Linked DNA regions of Homo sapiens: region 1 is linked to region 2. Evidence: read pairs that join two places in POLR2A ChIA-PET (ENCODE). Cell type or tissue: OCI-LY7. All regions are shown on one strand. Links, peaks and the distances in the headings refer to the core of each region. The heading gives the core; the rest is flanking DNA. Region 1 overlaps STRBP (spermatid perinuclear RNA binding protein). Region 2 overlaps SCAI (suppressor of cancer cell invasion).

Evidence for each region. ChIA-PET counts read pairs that join two places held together with the same protein. Peaks named below come from ENCODE experiments on the same cell type or tissue, not always from the same donor. Only the 100,000 strongest peaks of a DNase experiment are listed, where the experiment ranks them.
Region 1: POLR2A ChIA-PET joins it to region 2 with 7 read pairs; 1 of 35 experiments calls an interaction of 5 or more read pairs at or near these places.

Annotation. Positions count from the first base shown.
Region 1 is chr9:123,258,400-123,266,285 of GRCh38, forward strand. All of the region lies in intron 1 of STRBP (spermatid perinuclear RNA binding protein), which reads right to left. Among named protein-coding and RNA genes, the nearest start is that of STRBP, 6.2 kb to the right of the region's middle. In OCI-LY7, for the core only: no CTCF peak of the experiment used is centred there; no DNase peak of the experiment used is centred there; H3K4me3 peaks cover 492 bases.
Region 2 is chr9:125,122,046-125,129,931 of GRCh38, forward strand. All of the region lies in intron 2 of SCAI (suppressor of cancer cell invasion), which reads right to left. Among named protein-coding and RNA genes, the nearest start is that of SCAI, 18 kb to the right of the region's middle. In OCI-LY7, for the core only: no CTCF peak of the experiment used is centred there; a DNase peak (open chromatin) is centred at 4,196; H3K4me3 peaks cover 511 bases; H3K27ac peaks cover 2,108 bases.

The DNA.
Region 1 (7,886 bases), core at 2,287-6,286, 1.9 Mb before region 2:
AAAATGAGAGACAAGATGGAGCCAAGCAAATGTCTGAAAAACTGCATTCTGGACAGGGTAAACAACAAGTGCAAAGGACCTGAGACAGAAATATGCCTGGTATGTTAAAGAATCTGCAAGAAGGCCAGGCGTGGTGGCTCACGCCTGTAATCCCAGCACTTTGGGAGGCCAAGGCGGGCGGATCACGAGGTCAGGAAATCGAGACCATCCTGGCTAACACAGTGAAACCCTGTCTCTATTAAAAATACAAAAAAATTAGCCAGGCATGGTGGCGGGCGCCTGTCGTCCCAGCTACTCAGGAGGCTGAGGCAGAATGGTGTGAACCCCGGAGGCAGAGCTTGCAGTGAGCCAAGATCGGGCCACTGCACTCCAGCCTGGGTGACAGAGCGAGACTCCGTCTCAAAAAAAAAAAAAAAAAAAGAATCCGTAAGAAGACCATTGTGGCCAGAATGGAGTAAGCAAAAAGAAGAGTAAGAGATGATGAGGTCAGACAGCAAAGAAGGCATTCGATCACAGAAGGACTTGATAGGACTTTGTGTTTTACTCTGAGCAAGATGGGCAATCACTAGAGGGTTTTGACCAGAGAAGACAAAATCTGACTTATCTTTTTTAAAGGATCATTCTTGTTACTGTATTAAGAATAGACTATAAGGAGGAAAGGGCAAAAAAAAAAAAAGGGGGGGGGATTACTGCAATAATTTGGAGAAGGTAATGTAGGCTTATGCCAGTGCAAGTGATGAGAAGTGGTCAGATTCTGGATATATTTTAAACAGAGCTGCTAAGATTTCCTAAGGGATCAGATGTAATGGGTGAGAAGAGTCAAGAATGTCTCCAGGTTTTGACCTGAGAAAATGGAAAGATGAAGCTGCTATTTACTGAGATATGGAAGATTATAAAAGGGACACGGGGAAGAGGAGACAGGGTAAGTTCAATTTGAAATAAGGATAGAAGATATAAGAGATGTCAGGTAGGCAGTAGCATACACAAGCCTGGAGTTCCAGGCTAGAGATAAAAATTTGAGAGTCAGCCAGGCGCAATGGCTCACGCCTGTAATCCCAGCACTTTGGGAGGCCGAGGCGGGTGGATCACCTGAGGTCCGGAGTTCGAGACCAGCCTGACCAACATGGAGAAACCCCGTCTCTACTAAAAAATACAAAAAATTAGCTGGGCGTGGTGGCGCATGCCTGTAATCCCAGATACTGAGGAGGCTGAGGCAGGAGAATTGCTTGAACCCGGGCAGCAGAGGTTGCGGTAAGCCGAGATCACGCCATTGCACTCCAGCCTGGGCAACAAGAGTGAAACTCTGTCTCACAAAACAACAACAACAACAACAACAACAACAGAGATCCCACGAGGCAGTCCAATATTAAGAGGTAGGTGTAATAAGGAAGAACCAAAAAAGAGACTATGAAGCCAAGTAGGTAGAAAAACCAGCAATCTGGTATCCTAGAAACCAAAGCAGAAAGTGTTTCACAAAAGGAAGCACCTATTTGTGCCAAACACAGCTAATAGGTCAAATAAGAAATAAACTTCGTAGTCTTGACAGGTACAGTTTTCAGTAGAGTGGTGGGGTTAAAAATCTCACTAGAGTGGTTTCCGGAGAGAACATGAGAACTAAAGATGAACAGAAGAAACTTTTTCAAGAAGTTTTGCTGTAAAGGGGAGCAGAGAAATTGGGTAGCAGCTAAAAAAGGCACTGTGGTCAAGAAATGGTTGTTTAAAAAAAATAGATGAAATATAGTATGTGTGTGCCAACTGGAATGAGCCAGTAGACAGGGGAATAATGATGTTGCAGGAGAGAGAGAGACATCATTTCAGCTGTTAATAGAATTTCACTAGAAGAGTCAAATAACCCAATGAAGAAAAATTTCACTAGGCTAGTGGGCAATAATTCCAGAGTACTGTTACTCTTTGTGATACTAAAGAAGGGAGGAAAGCAGCCCATAATTCTAATTCACATGTCACAGGAGGCTCAGAAGAGAGGCTGGACCACTTGCCAAGAACCTTTGTGTTAAGATATTTTACATGTTATTTCATTTAAGCACAAAATAACTTCATGAGGCATTATCTTTATGTTACAGATAAGGAACCAGAAGCTCAGAGAGAGTAAATAATATGCTTAACTCACAAAGCTGGTAAGTACTTTCTAAGAGGTATGTTTTAAATCCACGTCCTTCTGTGCAGAAGATAAGGAATTATTGTTAATTTAGGGGGTTAAAATAATGTTGTGGTTACGTGGTTTTTTTGGTTCTTATCAGTCAGAAATATATACTGAAGTATTTATGGATCAAAGTATATGATGTCTAAGATTGACTGTAAATTCCCTACCAAAAAAAAAGTAAAATGCAATTGTGAGTGAGGGCTGAGCAGCAAAATGCTGATAATTGGTGAAGCTGATTGATGGCTATATGGAAATTTACTGTACTGTTTCCACTCATATACATCTGAAATGTCCATGATGAAAAATGAAAAATAAAAATCCAGGTCCTTTTGAGTCTATCACTTCAAAGCCTGCCCTTAATTTCTGCTCACTTCCAAAAAAAGAAAATATGCTTTATAGCTTCCAAACAATTTTCTTATCTTCTTTAATCTTCAATATAACTCTGTAAATTAGGAGTATTATTCCTATTTCAGACTTAAGGAGAGAGATCTACAACTAGTAAATAGGATCAGATCTCATAGCTAAATCTTATAGTACCAATAACGTTCTTCTAATACAGCAATTAAGGTTGCACACCAGGCACTGTGTGCATACCCATACTCCACCCAGTGCCAGTACTTTTTCTCAGATTCATTACTATCTCATAATCCTGGGACTCTGAGCTTCCTGGGAGGACTAAGCATTATCCCATTCAGTCCATGAAAAGACTTGTGTACTCAACAGCTTGATTAAAAGAGGCAGATTTCAAATTTGCTCAGCCATCAATCTTCCTTGCCAAATTCAGAAACTAACATGAATTTGATATACAACTTCTCAGTGATCTGACAGTCTGCCAATCTCTGCTCTAAAGTGAACTCCTTGTGCCTCCATTTCCCTAAATGTAATATTCCATTGTTCACCTACATTATACAGCCATCACAGGGACCAAAGTTCAGGTATATGAACTCTGAGCTCTAGAAATAAAGGAACAATAATACTGACCAACTTCAAAAGTCAATGTTGTATAGTTCTAAAACATTTACCACAAAACTGGCAGAACAAAAAAATCACAGTTAGTACTTATTTTTAAGATACCGTATTTTTAAAAGCTTCATCACGATGTTTGCTATCTGTTCTTCTATGCTAACCCTGGCATTATAAGCTCATTCACAGCTTACTTCAAAAACAACCGAAAATATTCACACCAAAGTCTTGAGATTTTATTCTCTCCAGCTTTTAATCATCAAAACTGCAACACTTTTCCCCTCTAGTTCACTATCTTTGTGAGTTATTCAGAATTATTTAACTCAAGAGTTACCCAGTATCCAAAACTTCATTAGGTTAAAATTTAGGTTGCCTAAGCTATACAGAAGCCTATGATTAGATGCAATGTTTAATGAGTTTCAGATTTACTTGAACTATAAACATCTTAAAAATGAACTGCCTCCATCTTAACTTTTACAAACCAACCACTTATTTATTAGATCACTACCTAGCTGTCTTAAATTGTACTTATTTCCATTTAGGCTGACTAAACATAAGTAACCAGTTACAAACTCCATTTTCATATTAAGGGCCAATATATCTAGAGAAGGATCTATTCTTTACTCAAACCAGTATTATTGAAGCATACTAAGAAATCTTAGGTCTGGTACAAAACACACCTTTGAGCCTAAATGTCAATTTATGCTTGCTGAATTAACTGGCAAAACGGGCTTAATAATGGCATACTAAAACAAGCATGGTAAGAAAAAAATAGAGACAGAGCCCTTTAGGACAATTACTAGTCACTATATGTCAACAGCACTATATTGGTTAAATTAAAATCATAAACAAAATGCTGATCTGCCCAATAGGATATTGTGAAAAATCCTGGCACCTGGAAAACTGCAAAGAACAGGAAATTCTGCAGGTGCAGTAAGAAACATCTTACCCATGACCCAGAAATGCCTCAGAATTTATTACACAACCTGCTGCAGAATTCTCACTTTTCAAGTGGAAATGAACCATGAAGTCACACAATGCAAGGCTGTGATTTTATTATTGATGTAATCAACTGTACCCTTTCAAGTTATGCTAAAGTTAACTAAAGAAAGCAGATGTTTTACACAGCGCTAGTTATGTCAGAAGTTAAGAGAATCTGAATACCAAATAAAATTTAGGACTGCTTCATTCAGCCACATGCACATGTGGAGAGTCTGTTGTGAGGCAGGCACTATACTTCTCAAATAGGATGCACTTAATGGACCCTTAGGACAAGAAATAATTCAAATTAGACATGAAAATTACAAATCAGGTCACTTGGTCACCTCACTATTCAATGCAAGAACTAAAAGCTATATTAAAGATTAACACAACTTTCAGGCTCAAATCACCTAATTATCTACATCACCATTAATCTGGCCTTATTTACTTTACTTCTATTTTAACTGACACATACATTAAACTTACATCTCTCAATAAAGTTTTCTAAAATTAGACTCGATTCACTAGCCTCTTAGAATTACTAGTCAGAAACAGTTTCTGTAGCTAAACGAATTTTGAAAAACAACCAATCTTCCAATAAAAGGACCTATGCAAAACAAATGAAAACAGAAAAGCAGTAAAATGGGTAACAGTGTCCAAACATGTTACCTAAGAGAGTAAACTATTAGAGTAGATCACGTAGCAAAGAAAGATCACTATCGGAGCTGGGTATCACCAAGCTCAAGGCAAATTAATGTGTAATAAAGCAACCTATGCTGAGACAGGAGGATCGCTTGAGCCCAGAAGTCCAAGATCAGCCTGGGCAACACAGCAAGACCTTGAGACCTGGTCTCTACTAAAAGTAAAAAAAATAGCCAGATGTGGTGGCACATGCCTGTAGTCCCAGCTACTCGAGATGCTAAGGCGGGAGGATCACTTGAGCTCTGGAGTTCAAGGTTACAATGAGCTATGATCACACCACCACACTCCAGCCTGGGCCACAGAGCAAGACCCTGTCTCAAAAAAAAAAAAAAAAAAAAAAGGCAATTTGCTATTTACATTTTTGCTGTGTCAATCATGACCAACACCTGGAAGGCTCTTTACAACTTGTAAACCAAACACAACATTAAGAAAGCATTTAAAAATCATTCCCCCTCAAATAGAGCATTACCTGTCAAAGCATACGGAAATACCAAATGATGGGTAATTATTTGATAACTAAAACTTGAAAAAGGAAGGAGTATTCAGTAAATCAGAACAAGGAAGCTTGACGTCACTAGCAGAAGGGATAGCTCTATTTTTCTATTCCAGTCACTCAGTCAGTAATCAATTTTCTGCAAAATACATAGGAAAATGTATTATGTTTATTATTTCTGATATAAGAATTGAATTTGGCTGGGCGCGATGGCTCACGCCTGTAATCCCAGCACTTTGGGAGGCCGAGGCGGGTGGATCACAAGGTCAAGAGATCGAGACCGTCCTGGCCAACATGGTGAAACCCCGCCTCTACTAAAAATACAAAAAATTAGCTGGGCGTGGTGGCGGGCACCTGTAGTCCTAGCTACTCGGGAGGCTGGGGCAGGAGAATCACTTGAACCCGGGAGGCGGAGTTTGCAGTGAGCCGAGATTGTGCTACTGCACTCCAGCCTGGCGACAGAGCGCCACTGCATTCCCCACCCCCAAAAAAAGAATTGAATTCACTGAGCCAAAGAAGGCCTCTGTCTCTGGAAATTCCTGCTTAGAAACAATCTTGGGCTATAGCTAGAACCCAATGTCTCTCACAAGCTTCTGCTCAGGCTGAAGAATTCAAACCAGCACTAACACTTAGCTGAGAAATTGGAAAGGTAAGCAGACAGCAAAGAATGAACAAACTTCAATTTGCAGACATCTCTTTCACATAAGTTTCATCTCTATCCAACTTTCACACAACAAATTAATCCACCTAATGGTAAATTACGAAGTACTAACATTTGACCAGTCTAAAAACCACAGGGGAGAAAAAAGAAACTAAGTAACATCTATCCCCGTATTTACGTAGCTCCAGTCTTCCCGAAAGACTTAAACTTGTTTTATATAAACCACCTTGATTCTCATGGGAGATGGATAGAGTCAGATTTCTAGAGAAGAAACCAGCACAAAGGGATTAAATATCTTGTCCAGCAAGTCACCAGCGAAAATAAAACCAGAACCCAATTATTCAGCCTACAAAGCCTAAATAACCTGCTTTCCTTGGTTCGTAAACTTAGGATATCTAAAGTGCCTACAAATTGTCCCAATTCATAGAATTTCACTGAACAATACATATAATCCGAACACTATACCAGAATTGAGTATTCTGAGCAAGAAAGTAGTGCGCACCCCAAGTCAATAAAATGAACACAATGGACTTAAGAAATATAAGGAGGAAACAATGGCTATGTTGGAGAGAACTTTCAAAGCTCACTCTATTCATCTTATATCCTACTGCTCAAATTCTCTGCCAAAAAGCAAATGAGGTCAGACATGCTCCCTATATTATATTGTATACATATATCAAATCTCAAAATACTCAGAGTTTCAATCGAAGGGACATTATACTCTAAAAATCTTTCCCTCCAAAAATAAAATCTTACAGTAATGCCTTCAGAGCATTCTTTTGCTGCCATGACACACTTCAAATTTGGATTTTACGAATCATTTGCTTCCAGGTTTTTTTTTTAATATTTATATTAACGGATTCCGATTACTTAAAATTTGGTGTTCTGCTCCGCCCTCATTATGTTTAGGCAAGATTCCCACTTCCACTCAAACTTATTATTCGAACATACAATGGCTGCATTAAGATACTTCCTAAATCGACAAAAGAAGAAAACTAATCAACCCAGAAAGCTCCCAAGCTACCAAAGCGAACCTTTTATTTGAAATCATACTAGGTACCACACTACACATTACGTGAAGCCCACAGAGTGATAATTGAAGTTATTTCTGCAACATGATGAAATTTATTTCTTAGCAAAATCTGACAAGACTTAATTTTCAACTGTCAAAAGGGAAATCGTTTTCCAAGATTCTAGGAAACCTTGCTTACTGAAGCAGTCTCAAAGTAGTTTGCTTAATCCTTTCAAACCCCTAAGAATCTAACACAAGCCACAGAACAGTGAATGAGACTTGCACTGAAATAAATGTCTGTGTTCAAACCCCTAAAGGTTACTTCCCATGTGTTTGGCAAGCTGAAGGCCATATGTCCGCCCAACCCATAAGTGTCTTTCCTCAATAAAGCTAACATTACACTTCCCAACTCAAATCAAAATACCAGAGAATCCAAAAGCCTCCAACTAAATTTTACCTGAACCATTTGGGAGAAAAAGTCAACAATCCAGATCAGTTATTCACGCCTTGAAAGAGTGTTAAGAGTCAGAAAGCTCCAATTCTGCCACTTTTAGGAGCTAGGTGTACATTACTTCTGTCTGCCTATAGCATGGGACTCAGATATTACATCACCCCATGCTGCCTGAATACTGACCCATTACCCAGAAAGCACCAGGGTATCTGAGACACTGCACCAAGGTATCCCTTTCTTCCTCTCTTATGCATAGCCCTTGAATGCTACTGGCCACTGGGCCTGGTCTCTTCCAGTTTCACAAAGACATCTGCCCTGCACCTGCTGCAATCCCATTTCCATTCACTCTTGGTGCGCTCCTCGTGACCCTGTGTGGCCCTTCTGTCCACTCGTCAAACCAATATGCTAGGATGATACCCACTACACACCTCTCCCAAATTTGGGGATGTGCACTCAGCTCTC
Region 2 (7,886 bases), core at 2,533-6,532:
AATTTGGATAAAATTCTTAGGAAACACTAAATACATGTATGTCATTGGTAAATATGTAAGTGAACTATATGTGAAAAGACTAAGACTAAGAAATTTTTAAGGACTTCATTTTCAGGAATGTGATTACACTAGGATTTCTCCTACTATGCTTTCGGTTGGACTGAGTAGTCTCTCAATACAGATTCTATAATTCTCTTATAAATTATTTAAAACATTTTCCTCTTCTTTTTAACTTATATCTTAATGATTTAAAACTGGTTGTGGGCCAGGCACGGTGGCTCATGCCTATGATCCCAGCACTTTGGGAGGTCGAGGCGGGTGGACCACGAGGTCAGGAGTTCAAGACCAGCCTGGCCAAGATGGTGAAACTCCATCTCTACTAAAAATACAAAAAGTATCCAGGTGTGGTGGCAGACTCCTGTAATCCTAGCTACTCAGGAGGCTGAGGCAGGAGAATCACTTGAACCCAGGAGGCAGAGGTTGCAGTGAACCAAGATTGCGCTACTGCACTCCAGCCTGGGCAACAGAGTGAGACTCCATCTCAAAAAAAAAAAAAAAAAAAAAAAAAAGCTGGTTGTGCACTGTGCAGTGGCTCACGCCAGTAATCCCAACACTTTGGGAGGCCGAGGCGGGTGGATTGCTTGAGCCCAGGAGTTCGAGACCAGCCTGGACAACATGGCAAAGCCCTGTCTCTACCAAAAATACAAAAAATTTTCTGGGCGTAGTGGTATGTGACAGTGGTCCCAGCTACTTCAGAGGCTAGGGTGGGAGGATTACTCCATCCCAGTAAGTCAAGGCTGCAGTGAGCCAAGATCGCACCACCGCATTGCAGCCCAGGTGACTGGAGTGAGACCCTGTCTCAAAAATAAATAAATTAGTAAAATTTTAAAAACCTGTTTTGGACATATAGATGCATATTCCTATTTTATACAAAAGTAAGAATCCTTTTACTTGATGACAATTTTATTATCACCAGCCAGGTGTTACCTCAATAGAAAAACAGCTTGCTTATCTATTGTTAGAAAGACAGGCTACGACAGGCTCAGTGGCTCACACTTGCAATCCTAGCACTCTGGGAGGCCAAGGTAGGCAGATTGCCTGTGCTCAGGAGTTCAAGACCAGCCTGAGAGACATGGTAAAACTCTGTCTCTAATAAAACTACAAAAAATCAGCCAGGTGTGGTGGCACGTGCCTGTAGTCCCAGCAACTCGGGAGGCTGAGGCAGGAGAATTGCCTGAACTGGGGAGATGGAGGTTGCAGTGGGCTGAGATTGCACCACTACACTCCAGACTGGCCAAGAGAGTGAGACTCCAACTCAAAAAAAAAAAGGCTTATGTCAACAATTCTAAATCTAAAATCTTTATTTTTGGCAGTTGTTCTCTGAAAATCTATACATGATGACTCTATAGTTTGGAAATTATCCTAAGAGTTTAAAAGTCCTAACTGGCAGGCCGGGTGTGGTGGCTCACGCCTGTAATCCCAGCACTTCGGGAGGCCGAGGCAGGTGGATCACGAGGTCAGGAGATCGAGAACATCCTAGCTAACACGTGAAACCCCGTCTCTACTAAAAATACAAAAAATTAGCCGGGCATGGTGGCGGGCACCTGGAATCTCAGCTACTTGGGAGGCTGAGGCAGGAGAATCGCTTGAACCCGAGAGGCAGAGGTTGCAGTGAGCCGAGATCACGCCACTGCACTCCAGCCTGGGCGAGAGTGAGACTCCGTCTCAAAGAAACAAAGAAACAAACAAACAAACAAAAGTCCTAACTGCCACTTTGCAGGATTTTAGGAAACCACGTGTGAGCACCTTCAACATGCACTCCCCGTCTAGAAAAGAATTTCCAGGACACTGTCAAACAGGCACACATGCCTTCCAGGCCAGGAGAATATATGGAGAGAGAACTTAGGAGAAAGAAACCCCAAATGCAAAATAAGAATACAAACAGTGGTGCCTAGCCTTAGAGTAAAATGTTTCCAAAACAGCTGCCAAGTTTATGAAAACCCAAGCACCTCTCCTTTTGCTTGGTTTGTCATGAAGATAGCCATTTCATGACAGACTGCGTCAATGCAGAGAATTAAGCCAGTAATGCAGAAGTTCTCAGAGATTAGGAGCACTCTGAAAAACCTGAAATGAGACAAAAGTAAGGCAATAAAAGACTAGGCTTATATATTAGTCAGGGCTCTCCAGAGAAACAGAATCAACAGGAGAGAGACAGAGGTAGAGGTAGAGAGACAGAGACAGAGGTATATATATTTAAAAAGATATTTATTAAAAGGAATTGGCTCATGCAATTATGGAGGCTGAAAAGTCCCAAGATTGTCAGTCAGTAAGCTAGAGACCCAAGAGAGCCTATGGTCTAGTTGCAGTCCAAGTCTAAAGGCCTGAGAACCAAGGGAATCAATGGCGCAAGTTCCAATACAACAGCTACCATGCTCAAGAGCCAAAGTTTTGGTTCAAGTCCAAAGGCAGGAAAACACTGATGTCCCAGCTCAAGGAGTCAGGCAGGAGAAGCTCCCTCTTGCTCAGTCTTTTTGTTCTAGCCAGGTCTTCAAATGATTGGATGAGGCTCACCCAGACTCGGAAGGGTATCCGTTTTACTCAATCACTTCAAATATTAATTTCATCCAGAAACATCCTCACAGACACACCTAAGATAATGTTTGACCAAATGTCTGGGCACTCAGTGGCCCAGTCAAGTTGACACATAAAATGAACCATCATAACTGACTTGGCTCTATTTTGCCCACTCTTCCCAAAAAGCCAAGAAAAGGGGTTGAAAAAGAGTTTAAAGCCTGGTGAGAGAGAGCAGGCAGAAGAAAACTGACTCTTCACTGGATAACTACCTTACGGCCCTTCCCTTAACAAGGCAAACAAGAGCAGAGGACTACCTCCCAATCTGTGTGGGAGGCTCACGCCTGTAATCCCAACACTTTGGGAGGCCAAGGTGGGCAGATCACCTGAGGTCAGGGGTTCCAGACCAGCCTGGTCAACATGGCAAAACACCGTCTGTATAAAAAATACAAAAATTAACCAGGCATGGTGGCGCACACCTGTAGTCCCAGCTACTCAGGAGGCTGAGGCAGGAGAATCGCTTAAATCCGGGAGGTGGAAGTTGCAGTGAGCTGAGATGGCGCCACTGCACTCCAGCCTGAGAGACAGAGCGAAACTCTGTCTTAAAAAAAATAAAATTAAATTTAAAAATGAAGGCCAGGCGCGGTGTCTCACGCCTGTAATCCCAGCACTTTGAGTGGCCGAGGTGGGAGGATCATGAGGTCAGGATCCAGACTAGGCTGGCCAACATGGTGAAACCCTGTCTCTACTAAAGATACAAAATTAGCCAGGTGTAGTGGCACATGCCTGTAATCCTAGCTACTCAGGTGGCTGAGAGAGGAGAATTGCTTGAACCCAAGAGGTGGAGGTTGCAGTGAGCCAAGATCGTGCCACTCCACTCCAGTCTGGGCAACAGAGTGATACTCCATCTCCAAAAAAAAAAGAAAGAAAAATAAAACTGAACTGCCCTTTAATCAAAAGATATCTGCTTCTTAAGGCCAAGGTGGGTGAATCACCTAAGGTCAGGAGTTTGAGATCAGCCTGGCCAACATGACAAAACCCTGTGTCTACAAAAAATACAAAAAAATCAGCCACGCATGGTGGCAGGCACTGTAATCCCAGCTACTCAAGGGGCTCAGGCAGGAGAATCACTTGAACCTGGGAGGCGGAGGTTGCAGTGAGCCAAGATCACGCCACTACACTCCAGCCTGGGCGACAGAGTAAAGACTTTGTCTCAAAAAAAAAAAAAAAAAAGATAGCTGCTTCCAAAACACACACACATATTCTCTCTCTCATGCATGCGTGCGTACACGTACACACACACACACACACACACACACACACACACACACACATTCTCTCTCTTTGTCCATCAGAAACCTATACAGGATAAGAGAAATCTTAGCTGGACATTGAGCCCCTTGGGTACAATGAAGCCAGTGCTGGAAGAAAGGAGACTCTCCAAGGAAAATCACAGATTCACATAACTCAGCCCTTGTGAAGCCAGGACAATGAGTCAAGCTGTTGGCTTGGACTATAGTCATCCTCAAGGCTCAACTAGAGTAGGAGGATCCCTGTTCAAGCTCACTTTTCTGAGCCAGTCATGTGGCTGCCAGCAGGCCTCAGAAGATCTACATCCAAGCTAGCTGTTGTGGTTGCTGGCAGGCCTCACTTCCTCACCACATGGCCCTCCCCATGGGCTGCCTGGGTGGCTGTCTTCACAACATGGCAAGTGCCTTCCCTCTATGCAGTGCTGCCTCATACCATGGAGTTAGCCTCCCCCAAAGTGAGTTGGGGGTGTGTGTGTGTGTGTGTGTGTGTGTGTGTGAGAGAGAGAGAGAACACACATGCAAGGCAGAAGTCAGAGAGAGAGAGACAGAACACACATGCAAGGCAGAAGCCAGTTTTTTTAAAACCCAATCTGAGCTAGCCAGCTAGCCTCCCGCAAAGTGAGGTGGGTGGGTGGGTGTGGGTGTGTGTGTGTGTGTGTGTGTGAGAGAGAGAGAGAGAACACACATGCAAGGCAGAAACCAGTCTTTTAAAAACCCAATCTGGGAAGAGACATCTCATCACTTCTCCTGTGTTCTATTCACTAGAAGTGCATCGCTAAGTCCAGCCCACACTCAAGGGAGGAGAATTCAGCTCCATCTTTTAAAGAAGGGAAAATCAAATCATTTTTGGATAGATCATTAAGTCCCACTACAGGGACTAGAATTACTGATGAAAATATAAGTAGCCAGATAAGTTATTAAGACATCAATGGATGTTTTATTATCATGGTACTTCCCAATCCCCAAGATGATAGTCCTATTTGCTTCTTTGCCTCAAGGGAGGTTTGTGCATGTTTTCTGAAAATATGAACTCCTTGAGGAGATTATACTGAGGGAAGAAGGGTAGAACAATGAGTGCCTTTGGCGGGAGCTGGGGGTTAGGTAGAAATAAGAAGAAAAATGGGAGCAATTTATCTGAGAAGAAGGAATTCCTTCAGAATCCACAAAAAGGGAACCTGCAACCCCACGTCCTAGCAGTGCCCAAGTCCTCAGAGAGAAATGGGCATGTGTTGTACCAAGCAAAGCTGAAGCCTGTACATCAGAATCCCCAGGCTTCAACGCCTCATATCCTCTTAGACAATGTGCTCAGTCACATCCAGCACAGGCTGAAAATCAACCTTCCACCCTTCTCCTGGTACCTCAAAAGCCTATTAGAGTCTCACATAACTCTAAGGAGGGGTGGATCTCTATTATTAATCACTGAGATTGTATTTCTAACCAGTTTGGTAGAATTGAGGGGGAGAAGGTCCCAGGGCAGAATTTTTTTTTTTTTTTTTGAGACGGGTTCTCATTATGTTGCCCAGGCTAGTCTGAGCTCAAACTACGCTCTCACCTCAGAATCCCAAAGTGCTGGGGTTACAGGTACGAGCCACCACACCTGCCCCCAAGGGCAGAATTTGATTTCATTTAAAGGAATTAAAATATTGTTAATACTTTTTGCTTACCTGATTTCATGAGGTAAGATTCATATGTGCTATACAGTCAATTAATGTACTAACCTATGGATATCTTTTGCAAATAAGTAATATTGGTGGTTTCAAAGAAAGTTCCAAACAAGCTGCTCCATTTAAGATTTTTCCGGCCGAACGAGGTGGCACACGCCTGTAATCCCAGCACTTTGGGAGGCAGAGGTGGGTGGATCAACTGAGGTCAGGAGTTTGAGACCAGCCTGGCCAACATGGCAAAACTCTGTCTCTATTAAAAATACAAAAATTAGCCAGATATGGTGGTGCGTTCCTGTAGTCCCAGCTACTCGGGAGGCTGAGACAGGGGAATTGCTTGAACCCAGGAGGTGGAAGTCTCAGTGAGCTGAGATCACACCACTGCACTCCAGCCTGGCCAACAGAGTGAGACTGCATCTCAAAAAAAAAAAAAATTCTAGGCCAGGTGCAGTGAGTGGCTCACAGCTATAATTCCAGAACTTTGGGAGGCTGGGGCAGAAGGATTGCTTGAGGCCAGAAATTTGCAACCAGCCTGGGTAACAAAGTGAGACACCCATCAATACAAACAATTTTTAAAAATAAAAAACCTGCCGGGCACAGTGGCACATGGCACCAGCTACTCAGGAGGTTGAGGTGGGAGGACTGCTTGAGCCCAGGCGTTCAAGGTGCTGTAAGCTGTGACTGTGGCACTGCCCTCCAGCCTGGGCAACAGAGCAAGACCCCCTTCTCTAAAATGTATACGGGTAATTTGGCCGGGTGCGGTGGCCCACACTTGTAATCCCAGCACTTTGTGGAGCTGAGGCAGGTGGATCACCTTAGGTCAGGAGTTCGAGACCAGCCTGGCCAACATGGTGAAACCCCATCTCTATTAAAAATACAAAAATGGCCAGGCGCTGTGGCTCACGCCTGTAATCCCAGCACTTTGGGAGTCCGAGGCGGGTGGATCACGAGGTCAGGAGATCGAGACCATCCTGGCTAACACAGTGAAATGCCGTCTCTACTAAAAATACAAAAAATTAGCCGGGTGTGGTGGTGTGTGCCTGTGGTCCCAGCTGCTTGGGAGGCTGAGGCAGGAGAATAGCATGAACCCAGGAGGCAGAGCTTGCAGTGAGCCGAGATTGTGCCACTGCACTCCAGCCTGGGCGACAGAGCGAAACTCCGTCTCAAAAAAAAAAAATAAATAATTGAATTCAGGCCGGGCACAGTGGCTCACGCCTGTAATCCCAGCATTTTGGGAGTCTGAGGCAGGTCTATCACCTGAGGTCAGGAGTTCACGACCAGCCTGGCCAACATGGAGAAACCCCATCCTTACTAAAAATATAAAAATTTGCTGGGTGTGGTGGTGCACAACTTTAATCCCAGCTATTCGGGAGACTGAGGCAGGAGAATCGCTTGAATCCAGGAGGCGGAGACTTCAGTGCACCGAGATCACGCCATTGCACTCCAGCCTAAGCAACAAGAGCAAAACTCCCTCTCATATATAAATAAATAAAATTCAAAAAATTGTTTCAGTCAGTAAGGGAAATGTCTCTTTCTGGAAGTATTCCAGCTAATAATGAAGAGGGAATGAGACAGGCACAGTGGCACTCACGCCTGTAATCCTAGCACTTTGAGAGGCTGAGGCGAGCCGATCACTTGAGGTCAGGAGTTCCAGACCAGCCTGGTTAACATGGTGAAACCCCGTCTCTACTAAAAATACAAAAGTTAGCCAGGAGTGGTGGTGCACGCCTGTAATCCTAACTACTCAGTTGGCTGAGGCAGGAGAATCGCTTGAACCCAGGGGGCGGAGGTTGCAGTGAGCCGAGATCACGCAGACTCCAACTTAAAAAAAATAAATAAAAAGAAGGAATGAAAGAATTAGAATTTCTTTTTTTTTTTTTTTTTTTTTTTTTTTGAGACAGAGCCTCACTCTGTCACCCAGGCTGGAGTGCAGTGGCATGATCTTGGCTCACTGCAACCTCCACCTCCCGGGTTCAAGTGATTCTCCTGCATCAGCCTACCAAGTAGATGGGATTACAGGCACGTGCCACCACACCTGGCTGATTTTTGTATTTTCAATAGAGATGGGGTTTCACCATGTTGGCCAGGCTGGTCTTGAACTCCTGTCCTCAGGTGATCCACCAGCCTCAGCCTCCCAAAGTGCTGGGATTACAGGTGTGAGCCACCACGCATGGGCAAAACAATTAGAATTTCAACATTTGCAACCCTAATGAATTCATAAATCTAGATACCGATTACTATGGGTTCCTAACATAAAAAAGAGAAGCTTTAATGAAAGTTCACATCACTTCTATGCTGCAGTTTTTCTTTTCTTTTCTTTTTTTTTGTTGAGATGGAGTCTTGC